2 separate regions of the Homo sapiens genome follow, and region 2 is linked to region 1. Evidence: chromatin loops called from intact Hi-C (ENCODE). Cell type or tissue: A673. All regions are shown on one strand. Links, peaks and the distances in the headings refer to the core of each region. The heading gives the core; the rest is flanking DNA. Region 1 has its middle 54 kb from the start of LINC02038. Region 2 holds the start of LOC105374283 (a long non-coding RNA gene).

Region 1 (5,376 bases), core at 140-5,139:
ATTGAATGCCTTTAAAAAAAAAACGAAACAAAACCCAAACCTTACCCCAGCAGATGTGTGTGAGCTGTTTGATCTTGAGGCTGAATAGGAAGCAAAGTATCCAAGACTCAGATTATGGTGCAGAAGAGGGGGAAAAAATCTTAACAGGAACTCTGTGAAGGAGAGAGTTTAGCTTTGATCTTACTATTGAATTTTGCTAGTGGGGTGTGTGTTTATATCTATTTCTATTTATCTTTTTACCTCCATAATTCTGTGCTGCTGTGTCTGTCTCTTGCGGCACTACAGAAGGGAGTTTTGTCTGATTTTGTGCAACACGACTTAAGTCATTTAAAGTAAGAATTTAATTTCTCTGTGAAATAAGGAGAAGACTATAGGTTAATTTATGGATATCTTTTCCTTTAAAGGATTCTAAAATAATTGGGGCCACTTTATCTCAAACCGAATGGAAAAGAGCCCTATTAAAAAGCAGAGAGGCCATGCTTCTAGATGAGCCGGTCTGACTTTATCGTTTAATTCCTAATTTGCACATCTTCCTCACTAAAGAAAACCCAGACCTTAGAAAGTAATCTGACCTTTGCAATTTAGGAGAGAATTAAACAGCATTTGTTTATAGTTAAATTCTATTTCAAAGTTTCACCTGAGTGGGATCTCTTTCTAAAAATAATCAGATAATTTTAAAAGTTAATTTGAGAAATGTACAAAGGCAAATTCCCCTGATATTCTGATAATATAATTAATATAATATAATATAATATAATATGATATAATATAATATAATGACAAAGGAGTGATCAATGGACAGGTTATAGTTGTTCATGCATCTTGTAGAATTGTGGATTTTCCATGAATTTCACTGTGAAATGGAGACATCCATCACAATCTTGCCATTGATTTTTCACTTTGATTTGAGGATTTCTGAAATGCTTTTTATAACCTTTCTTTCTTTGTATGCATTCTTCGGTTAATTTATCCATTTAATCAATCAATATTTGTTAAATTTACAATGTGCCAGGCACTTTACTTACACACTTATAATCTGCACCAAGCATTAAAAAGCATATGTTTATCTGTACTCCAAAAGACATAAGCCAGTAAGAGTTCCTAAATTAAGTACTCACAATTCCCTATAAAACTGTTTTCAGAATTTGTATTATTTAGCATTTTCCGAGGTATTTCTTCAGCACTAGCCAAATACAAAGCACAATGCTAAGCATGGGCATGAACAGGGAGATAAATCATGCACCAACTGTGCTTTCTAAGTAGCTTGGGCTGGTAAAAGGCACACCAAGTCCTGCTAGGGAGCAGATGTATGAGGGTGGGTGGAGTGGCAGGGATGCTACACAGAAGAGAGATTCCTTGGGCATAGGCTGAGGCAGGAACTTGCCAGCTTCTACATATCAAATTGGAATGTCAGGGTTCTGGTGTGGAAGGAGATGTTTTTAAAATGCTGTCTATGGGGCATGACAGTTGTTGGGGTATCCTGCTGGGGCCAAAGCCAATAGAGAGTTAAGCTCCCAAGGGCAACTCTTGCCTAGAACTTACTTAGACTGTCAGCCTTTAGTTTGTGGGTCACAATCTTCTTGAGGGTTCAAGAGAGACCATCTCAATTCCCTGCCAGATGGAAGGCCCACTGGAGGGAATAGGGCCTTCAAAGACGGTGTCCTCATTCCACCCCCAAAGGACTTGCCAAAGCCTTGGGCCTGTTGTTGCTCTCTGTTGCCCACCCCCGCCCTACTCAAAAGAATGATATCAGAACTTCATGCTGTACTGGCCTCAGGGGATAAAAGCATCAGAGTAGGTGAAATGCAGGACCTTGGCCTTCTGATTTAAATCAGCCTAGTGTAGCTGTTGGGTCGGTGGCTCTCACAGACCCCATTCTCACTTTACTGCATTGGGGTCAGTGTGGAATAAACACTAAGGTATTGGCCCTGTGTTATCTGGTATTGAAACTGTTCATGATTTTTCTTAGGGAAGTGTCAGATTTTCATGGTGTTTCGTGCCACTATTAGCCAAAGTATTTTAGATATATAACTTTTGATAGGCTATTTATTTTGATAGGCTAATTTATTTTGGCTAGCTACAAATAAATTAAAATGTAAAATAACTATATATGTTTTATATCTCTAACCATACATATCTCTTTGAATGCTGTCATTAAACAATGATAGATAAATTCCTGCTATGTACATTAAAAGTACCTACTATATAAAAATGAGCAAATACCACAAAGAAATGTGTTTCTTTTTCTATATTTAGTTGTACAATATAGATACATGTAGTGCTATGAAATCTCCTTCCTTCCTTCCTTCCTTCCTTCCTTCCTTCCTTCCTTCCTTCCTTCCTTCCTTCCTTCCTTCCTTCCTTCCTCTCTCCTGGCACTGGTGTCTCTTTTAGGTCCTTGCTGTCACATTGCATGCACTCTTAACCCGAATGCCGATGATAGCCCGCCTTCCCGGCTCTCCAGCCGCCCACCCCAGCACCTCCGCACCGTGCTTCTGAGGAAGAGCTTGTCCTCTCTTTCTGTGTGCTCAGATTACAGGCGTGTGTTAGGGAGGCCGGACGCCTGCACTCTCTGCCTCTCCTTGACTTTCTCTCACAGACATCTCTTTGAATCTGCACCTCCCTCCCTCCCACAGGGGCACACAGAGCATCTGACCCTGTCAGCTTCCAGGAGCTGGGCTTCTTGAAGTCATTACCTCAGGCCATCCTCTTTGGCCTTCACAACTACACCCAATCATACTGTTGTCTCCATTCTGTTTTTCCTAGCCTTTGAACTCCCCCAGCCACTCTAAGAAAACTTTCACATTTCCTTTCATCTCTCTGAAGGCTTCCACATCTGTATTTCTCCTGCTGATGTCCAGTTATACTCAGCTAGCCAGGGGAGGCAGGGAGCATCCACTGTTTTGCCTGTTGGCTCCATCCCCTCATGCCTGGGAGCTGTGCCTGATTTTGCTCGGAGGAACCATCCAGCACCTACTGTGTACAGCCTTGGACGGGCGCTAGCACCATCCCTCAAGGTTTCCGGCTTTGCACTGACCAGGGCTTAGCACGTGACCGTGCCATGGCCAATCGGATTCTCCCTCGGGAATCTGCATCTCAGATAGGCAGAGGCCGCTCCAGAAAGCTGTGATAGTCAATTAAGCACCGCAACAGCTCCTTATCCAGATTTTCCAGTAGTTTCCAGTAGTTTCTTTACCTAGGTCCTGCCTTGGTTCCTGGCTTTTCTGAGACTGATTCTTCTGATTCTGATTCAGATTCTGTAAGCAGTCCTGTATCTTCTCCTAAATTCCTTCTGTGCTTAAGATAGCAAGATTCTATTTCTTTTGCCTGCAATCAAATAAGCTGATAAAGTAGGTCAGTCCAAATAGCTATATTTTTAAGCTCAATTTATGTTATGATTATTCCTGGTTGGTCCATGTGGGAGTCTCCAGAAATCTTCTATATTTTGAAATGATGGCTTTCACAATTGAGTGTTAGAATGAACTTCCTGTTCCCAGGTCTAGAAAGTCACCTAAACTTTCTAGACTGAAGCAAGTGAACTCAAGAGAGGCTGACTTATCTACACTGTTCCTTAAATCCGTGCTTCTCAAACTTCAATGTGCATAAGAATCACCTGGAGAGCCTGTTAAAACATTGATTCTTGGGTCCTACCCCCAGAGATGCTGATCCAGTTGGTCTCGAGTGGGGCCCTGAAATCAGAATTGCAAACGAGCTCCAGGTGACACTCATGTTGTGTTTAAGGATTTCATTTTGAATAGTGAGCACTTTAGTATTATTTTCTCCCCCAGACAAGAGAGACTTCGGAGCACAGCAAGATTCCCTCTAGCTTGTTAAAATGAAAAGACAAGAGACAAGATGAGACTTGCCTTCCAAAGTGAGCTTTAGGAATGTGTGTGTCCCTCACCGGCCTCACTAACGACGTTCATCCCATAGAGTCCCTGAGCAGGGTAAGATGATGGCTGGGTTGGAGAGTATGTTCGAGGGCAGGGGTCTCCCCACAAGTCATGCTGGCATCTCCCCAGAGTCTCAGGTTGCTGGGCAGAAGGTCTAAGTCTACTTCAGTGGAAAGTTCAAGAAAAAAACCAGTGACCGTATAAGATCTTGAGGAAATGCAAGACTGCCTCCTGGGACTATTTGGCGGTGACCACAACTAGATCCAGGACTAGAGCTGACCTCCCTCCTCCCTGTGTCTTCCCCGGCCTTCTTTTCTGACTCAAACACCCTCTTCCCTTCTCTCTTTCAAACCATTTTCTTCCTTTTCTCCAAAACCTTGCTTTGACCTTACCTCTCCCAAGATTTCTCCCCCGCCGTCTTTATTCTACATTTGCCTAACATCTACATACTCAGCTTTTGAAATATGACTGATATGAATCACAGCCACTGCTTCTCTGCCCTTTACTACATCGATGGAGTTTTATTTATCTATCTCAATTCTTGCAACGACCTTATGAGGTATTATTACCCCAGTTTATAGATGAGAAAACAAATTCAGAGAAGTAGCTTGCCCAGATAAGCTACTTAGGATAAACTAGAGACAGAATTTAAACATTTCTCTGACTCTAAAACCCTTGCCCCATACCATACTGCATACTAAATCAATTCAGGGTGTGTGTGTGTGTGTGTGTGTGTGTTTATGTATTCCTATATGTGTTTTAATATTTGGCTTATCCATGTAACAAAAAGCTCACTCAGGCAGGACCTGGGTGCTCTAGGAGAGTATTCTAGTGGTTCTCCTGACCAGGCTCACATCCGATGGAGTACTTAGGGCCATGCTTCTTCCTAGAGCAATCATTCCAGAAATGTTGTTTACCACAGATGTGTTGTTCTCTGATGGCTGACATTTCTGAACACAGGCAGGGTTGGGCACATTGCTGGAAGTGAGAAGCATTTTTTCCTACTTACCAATCATCTGTGTTTTCCATTCAGATCTATGGGACAGATGAGAAATTGGCTTCCCAGGAGGAATAAAGAACTCATTATTTGTCATCAGCTATTGAGAGTCTGTTTTCTGCAGACCATGGGGCTGGATCGTAGAAGGCGGCACAGAGGAGGGCCCTAATTGGGAGGTCTTGGACACGGGGTGTCCTGGGATGCAGAGTTGCAGGAGGAGGGCCAGCAGGAGAGGGCAGGCAGGGATCAGGCCAAACTTGGGCTGGAGGAAACATCCTTATGATAGTACTGGTGTCTGGGCCAGACCGCAAACTATCCTTCATGCTGAACCTAAAGGTGTGTGGCAGATGCAGGTGCCCCCTGGAAGGGGTGCACTGTAGTTAAGAGTTTTGGGTGGTAGAGGTGTCGGGTATGTGGCAGCATTGCTAACACAGGTGCTTGGTTCATTCAGCCAGGGGCCCAGACAGTGGCTGAGAATGTACAGAA
Region 2 (5,376 bases), core at 241-5,240, 110 kb after region 1:
CCCCTATTCTCCAAGTGATTTTTCCCTCTGAGCTCACTTCATCTTTCCTTCTCTTGTAGGGCTTATTCTCTATATTAGAGCTAATTGTGGGTATGTTCTGTCTCCCTCTACCAAAATTTAAATCCCTTAAAACCAAGTTCTCTGTCCCTCTATTCCCCAGCAACTACCCCAGCACCTGGTACCTTTCCCAGCACCAGCAAGTGTTTGATGTTGAATAAGTAAATAAACAAATGCACTTCTACTTCCAAACACAAAAATCAGCAGCAGAACGAACTGATGGATTCATTCTTCTCTCCCTGAGTGCTAAGTCTGCAAAATGCCACATCTGGAACACAGATAGAAGATCTAAGGGATGTCAGCAAGAGGAGATCACTGGAAAATGGGGAGTACAGAGATAACATCAATTGGTAATGTGAAATCATCTAATAAATGGATCGGTGATTAATCACCAATTAACCACAAGTCCCAGGACAGATTTTCGAAAGGTGCTCAGAGTTATTGGGCCTACCCAATAAAAAATTATAGTAATCATGACCTGATTTAATTTTTTAACACTGTTTTACACTACTCTCATGGGATAGTCAGGCCAAATGCAACCTCAAAGGGAGGAGTTGGGAGTGGTGGTGTGATGGTGTTGAAAACACTCTAGTCTGGGAAACAGAAGATGTGGGCTCTCTCTTAAGCTCTGCAACCAATTTGGTATGTAGACTTGTCAGAATGATGACCCTTTCCTTCCCCTTCTAGCCTCCTGTAAATCACAGTGGAACTAGGTGCTCCCTCAGGTTAGAGAACGTGTCTGGTTTTTCCATCTGCCTTTGCAATGCTTTGGCTGTTTCCCACTGACTTCTAACAAAAGGCCCTCTGGGTCTACTTAAACACTGGCCAACTAACAGCAGCACATTGCTGGCCAAAGCAAGGTTGACTGGTGAGAACTGTGAAATGGGAGTCCTGAGAAAGAGAGGGCTCCATCAACTCATGAGCCAGGATCTGCCCTTCAGTTTTGATGTTACAGTCACTGGAGATCATTGAACAGGTTAATCAAAGCCAGTGGTCCTGGGTTGGATTCCTTGCTCTGCCATTTTGTCTTTTGGTGCCTCAAGGCTCCCACAGATAAACTGAGGCAACATCTTTGAGCCAGGCTCCTGGACTGCATATTTGCTAAGCTGGCCACAAACACTGCTTGGCCTTCCTCAGAACCCAGTGGTGGGAAGCAGCCCTCTGCGGTGCAAGGAAGAAAACCAGGGATGTCCCCCACCCTCTGCCACCCACTGCCCAGTGCAAATACAGTGCCCATCCCTCAGCAGCAAGTAATTAAATGTTCCCAGGGTGGCCTGTAAATTCTTCACTTCTCTCTTTGGGAGGTAGAAAGGAAAGGAATTCCTACTGAATATTTCTCTATTTTTCTATCTGTGGGTGAATGTGGGTTGAGAGACTGTGTATGTGTAAGCATGGCCCCCCAACCCTGTGCCTTACACAACTAGGTATTTACACACCAGATGAACCCTGCAGGGAAAGGCAAGTCCCCAGCTGCTGTGGAATTTTAAGAGATCTTTCTGGAATGGCCTTATGGGATGTCTGGTTCTAATTGCCTCCATCAGCCAGAGCTGGCGAGCTGGCAGGAGCAATGAGAGGTGCAACTGAACAGATTCCAGTTCACATCAGACCCCCAGCCCTGCCAGAGTCCCCCCAGGGCCAGAAAAGAGAACAAACGTGGCCAAGACGGTGGGTGTGGTGTGGTGGAAAGAACACTCTGCTGGAAGTTGGAAGGCCCAGCCTGCGGCCCAGCCCTGCTGCTAACGCCCTGCCTCTCTTTGGATCCATCACTTTCCTTCTCGGGACTCCAGTTTCTCATCTGCTGAATGAATAGTGAGGACTGGCTGATCTCCAAGGCCCCTTTCTAGTCTAAGATTCAGTGACAGAAATGTCAAGTTCTCATTGCGGAGGGGAGACATTTTCTTCTGAACTTTAAAATCAGGTGCTCTGCATTTTAGATCTTTAAGAAGAATGGGGAAGGGGCGATTTCATTTCTACCCACTATAACCGACCCTTGTCCCAGCCCCAGCCCCATTCCTTCTTCTTGCTGGCTGGGTTGGCTGGAGGTCTGAGCGCTGACCCCGCCACAGAGGCAACAAGATCCCATAGTTCCTTAGTGCCCCCTATAGGCCCCAAAGGCAGTCACACTGAAACGGGAGTGTCCGTGAAGCCACCTTCTCCCCAGCAACACAGGGCTTCGTCTGCTGCAGAGCCTCCGACTTTAGAGGCAGGTGACACAAATGGGCCCCTAATTTGTGATGAATTTCTTCTCTTTTGAGCCTGTTGTTGTTTTAAGGCTCAGACTAAAACCAGTTAACCAATAGCCCCAGCAGGCTGGGATTTGAACACCTCACAGAGGGTCACCAAATAGCAAATACTTCTAGTCCTGCACTTGCCCCGCCAGCCCCTGCCAGGCCCCTCGCCCCACTAACCCCTGCCACTGATGCTTGCACATCTCCAGTGACTGGGAGCTCTTTTCTCTCCAAGTCCATCTGGATCAGTTAGGAATTCTGTTTAGCTGGTAGTAAGAGTCCTAATTGGAGTGACTTTGCCAAATTGGGAGTTTATTTGCCCATCTAAAAGACATCTGTAGATAGGCTGCAGCCTACAAAATGATCAATCATTACCAGAGCACAAGCCTCGCATCAGCCCTGTAACCTCATGGGCTACTGCAGAGTCCCCTGCAGAGGACTACGGGGAACGCCAAAGGCCAATGCAGCGCTCTGCCCACCAAGTCGGGCCCCTTGAAGACCCACGTCATGACTTGTGCTTGCGTCTCGTTGGCCATCCTTGCTGCAAGGAGGGCTGGAAATGTAGCCTCATCACCACTCCAGATAAAACTGGAATCCGATACTAAGGAAGAAAGGGGGAATGGACACTGGTCAGCAAGGAACAGGCTCTGCCACACCGCCCGTGTGCCTTGAGAGAAGTACCGAATGGGGTGGCAGCTGTGTAGTTGCCTCTTCCGGATGCTAACCTCCCTCTGTCTGCAGAGCAGGCGTGGACCTCTTGTGTGCTGCCTCACCTGGGTGTGCTCACCTCATCCAAGAGAACTCCTTGCCTCCTCACACAGGACCAGAGCCTTGCCAAGTTGGTTGGGAGAGATAGTATCTGCCAGATCACTCTCGACTGCAGATGATGCCAGGGAGTAAAACCTCCAACTTCCCCAGAGCCAGGCCTCTCTGGTGCTTTCCTGAGAGAGAACCACGCCGGCTCACCTACAATGACCCAAGCCCAACTCCAACACGCTCCCCAACCCCCACCTCCCCACCCACCTCCAGCGCTCTCCGCCAGGTCTAGAACCAGTGGATATCTCTTGCCAGCAGCCTCTGGCAGCTTTCTCCTAGTCTCCCCGCCCCGTGGGGGAGATCCTCATTCCACGTTTTAATACACACTCACTCCACAGACAGTTCATTGCTTTCTCTCCATTTGTTCTGCTGGGAGCCAAAGCCACTCACCAGTTCAAAGGAAAAAAAAAACTTTTCAATGTTTAAATTTGATATTTAAAATTGTAGATGTAAAACACAGACAAAACTGACTTGGTGTTCTTAGTTTGGCCCAGCTAACACCACAGCTAACTTCTTTTCCTTCCTTCCTTCCTTCCTTCCTTCCTTCCTTCCTTCCTTCCTTCCTTTCTTTCTTCTTTCTTTCTTTCTTTCTTTTTCTTTCTTTCTTTCTTTCTTCTTTCTTTCTTTCTCTCTCTCTTTCTCCTTCTCTCTCTCTTTCTTTCCTTCCTTCCTTCCTTCCTTCCTTCCTTCCTTCCTTCCTTTCTTTCTTTCTTTCCTTCTAGATGGAACCTCACTCTGTCACCCAGGCTGGAGTGCAGTGGCGCAATCTCGGCTCACTGCGACCTCCGCCTCCCAGGTTCAAGCGATTCTCCTGCCTCAGCCTCCCAAGTAGCTGGGATTACAGGCATGTGCCACCATGCCCAGCTAATTTTTGTATTTTTAGTAGAGACAGGGTTTCACCATGTTGGCCAGGGTGGTCTCGATTTCTTGACCTCATGATCTGCCCGCCTCAGGCTCCCAAAGTGCTGGGATTACAGGATTTTTTTTTTTTTTTTGAAATGAAGTCTTGTTCTCTTACCAAGGCTGGAATGCAGTGGCACAATCATAGCTACTGCAGCCTCAACTTCCTGAGCTCAAGTGATCCTCCCATCTTAGCCTCCTGAGTAGCTGGGATGACAGGCACATGCCCAGCTAACTTATTTTACTATTTGTAGATATGGCGTCTCCATATGTTTCCCAGGCTGGTCTTGAACTCTTTCAAGAGACCTTCCCATAACAGCTAACTATTAATATTTAATCAGCTGGCCTCTGGTTTTCTGGTCTCAGATGTCCCAGGTCCACCAGGCTTAGAAGGGAGGCCATTTCTTCCATCAGGCTTGGAAGGGAGGCGGTTAGTTCCCAGGCTCTGCAGCATTTGGCGAATGTCCTTGGACTGCTGCATGGTCACTTTCCTATGAAGAAAACTGAGGCACAGAAAGGCTCTCTACGACAGTTGTCCCTTACCCTGGGCCAAGATATTCAGGGTAGAAGAAGGGCCCAGGTGAAGGGAAGAGAAAGCTGGGGGCAACACAGTGGGCTCCATTTGGGGAACCATTTTCTTTTTCTTTTCTTTTTTTTTAGACGGAGTCTCGCTCTGTCTCCGGGCTGGAGTGCAGTGGTGCAATCTCAGCTCACTGCAACCTCCGACTCCTGGGTTCAAGTGATTCTCCTGCCTCAGCCTCCCGAGTAGCTGGGATTACAGGCATGCGCCACCACACCCAGCTAATTTTTGTATTTTTAGTAGAGATGGGGTTTCACCATGTTGGCCAGGATGGTCTCGATCGCCTGACCTCGTGATCCACCCACCTCGTCCTCCCAAAGTGCTGGGATTACAGGCGTGAGCCACCGCGCCCGGCCTGGGGAACCATTTTCTAAATCTCCCAGGCATGCGTCAGGTCTTACTGTGTCTCCATCTGCACTTTTTCACTTCAACGGCCATCTACATTATTCAATAACTGCACCAATTGTTCGTTATACGAAACTGCATTCTCTTTACAGAGCATCATTTCAAGCAGGCTTCAGTTTTTGCCACGCTTGTTTGACGGGGTCTAAATGTGCCTATTCTTCCTTCCTGTCACTTTCATCCATTCAGTTCTCTCATGAGACTGAACATGTTTGAAGAGAGAGACCCTTAACTATACAATCAGACTAGGATTTCCCTTTAAGATGGAGTTTCCAGGAATGAACTCTGCTTAAAAGCAGAGACCACCTCTTTGGGAATGTGAGGGAGAGAAATAATCAGCTTCAATTTGTGAAGAACCATTTATCATGAATGCTCTGAAACCATGTCTGTTTT

What was found. Peaks named below come from ENCODE experiments on the same cell type or tissue, not always from the same donor. Only the 100,000 strongest peaks of a DNase experiment are listed, where the experiment ranks them.
Region 2: a loop joins it to region 1, with 7 times the contacts of the local background. A loop is called at or near these places in 3 of 110 quality-filtered maps.

Annotation. Positions count from the first base shown.
Region 1 is chr3:193,895,115-193,900,490 of GRCh38, reverse strand. No RefSeq gene overlaps it. Among named protein-coding and RNA genes, the nearest start is that of LINC02038, 54 kb to the right of the region's middle. In A673, for the core only: no CTCF peak of the experiment used is centred there; DNase peaks (open chromatin) are centred at 1,290, 1,720, 2,470 and 3,070; H3K27ac peaks cover 5,000 bases.
Region 2 is chr3:193,785,091-193,790,466 of GRCh38, reverse strand. LOC105374283 (a long non-coding RNA gene) reads right to left here and starts at 3,215. Exons shown (of 4, transcript XR_924839.2): 1 at 3,073-3,215. In A673, for the core only: a CTCF peak has its summit at 2,160 (motif pointing left); DNase peaks (open chromatin) are centred at 2,166 and 3,446; H3K27ac peaks cover 3,490 bases.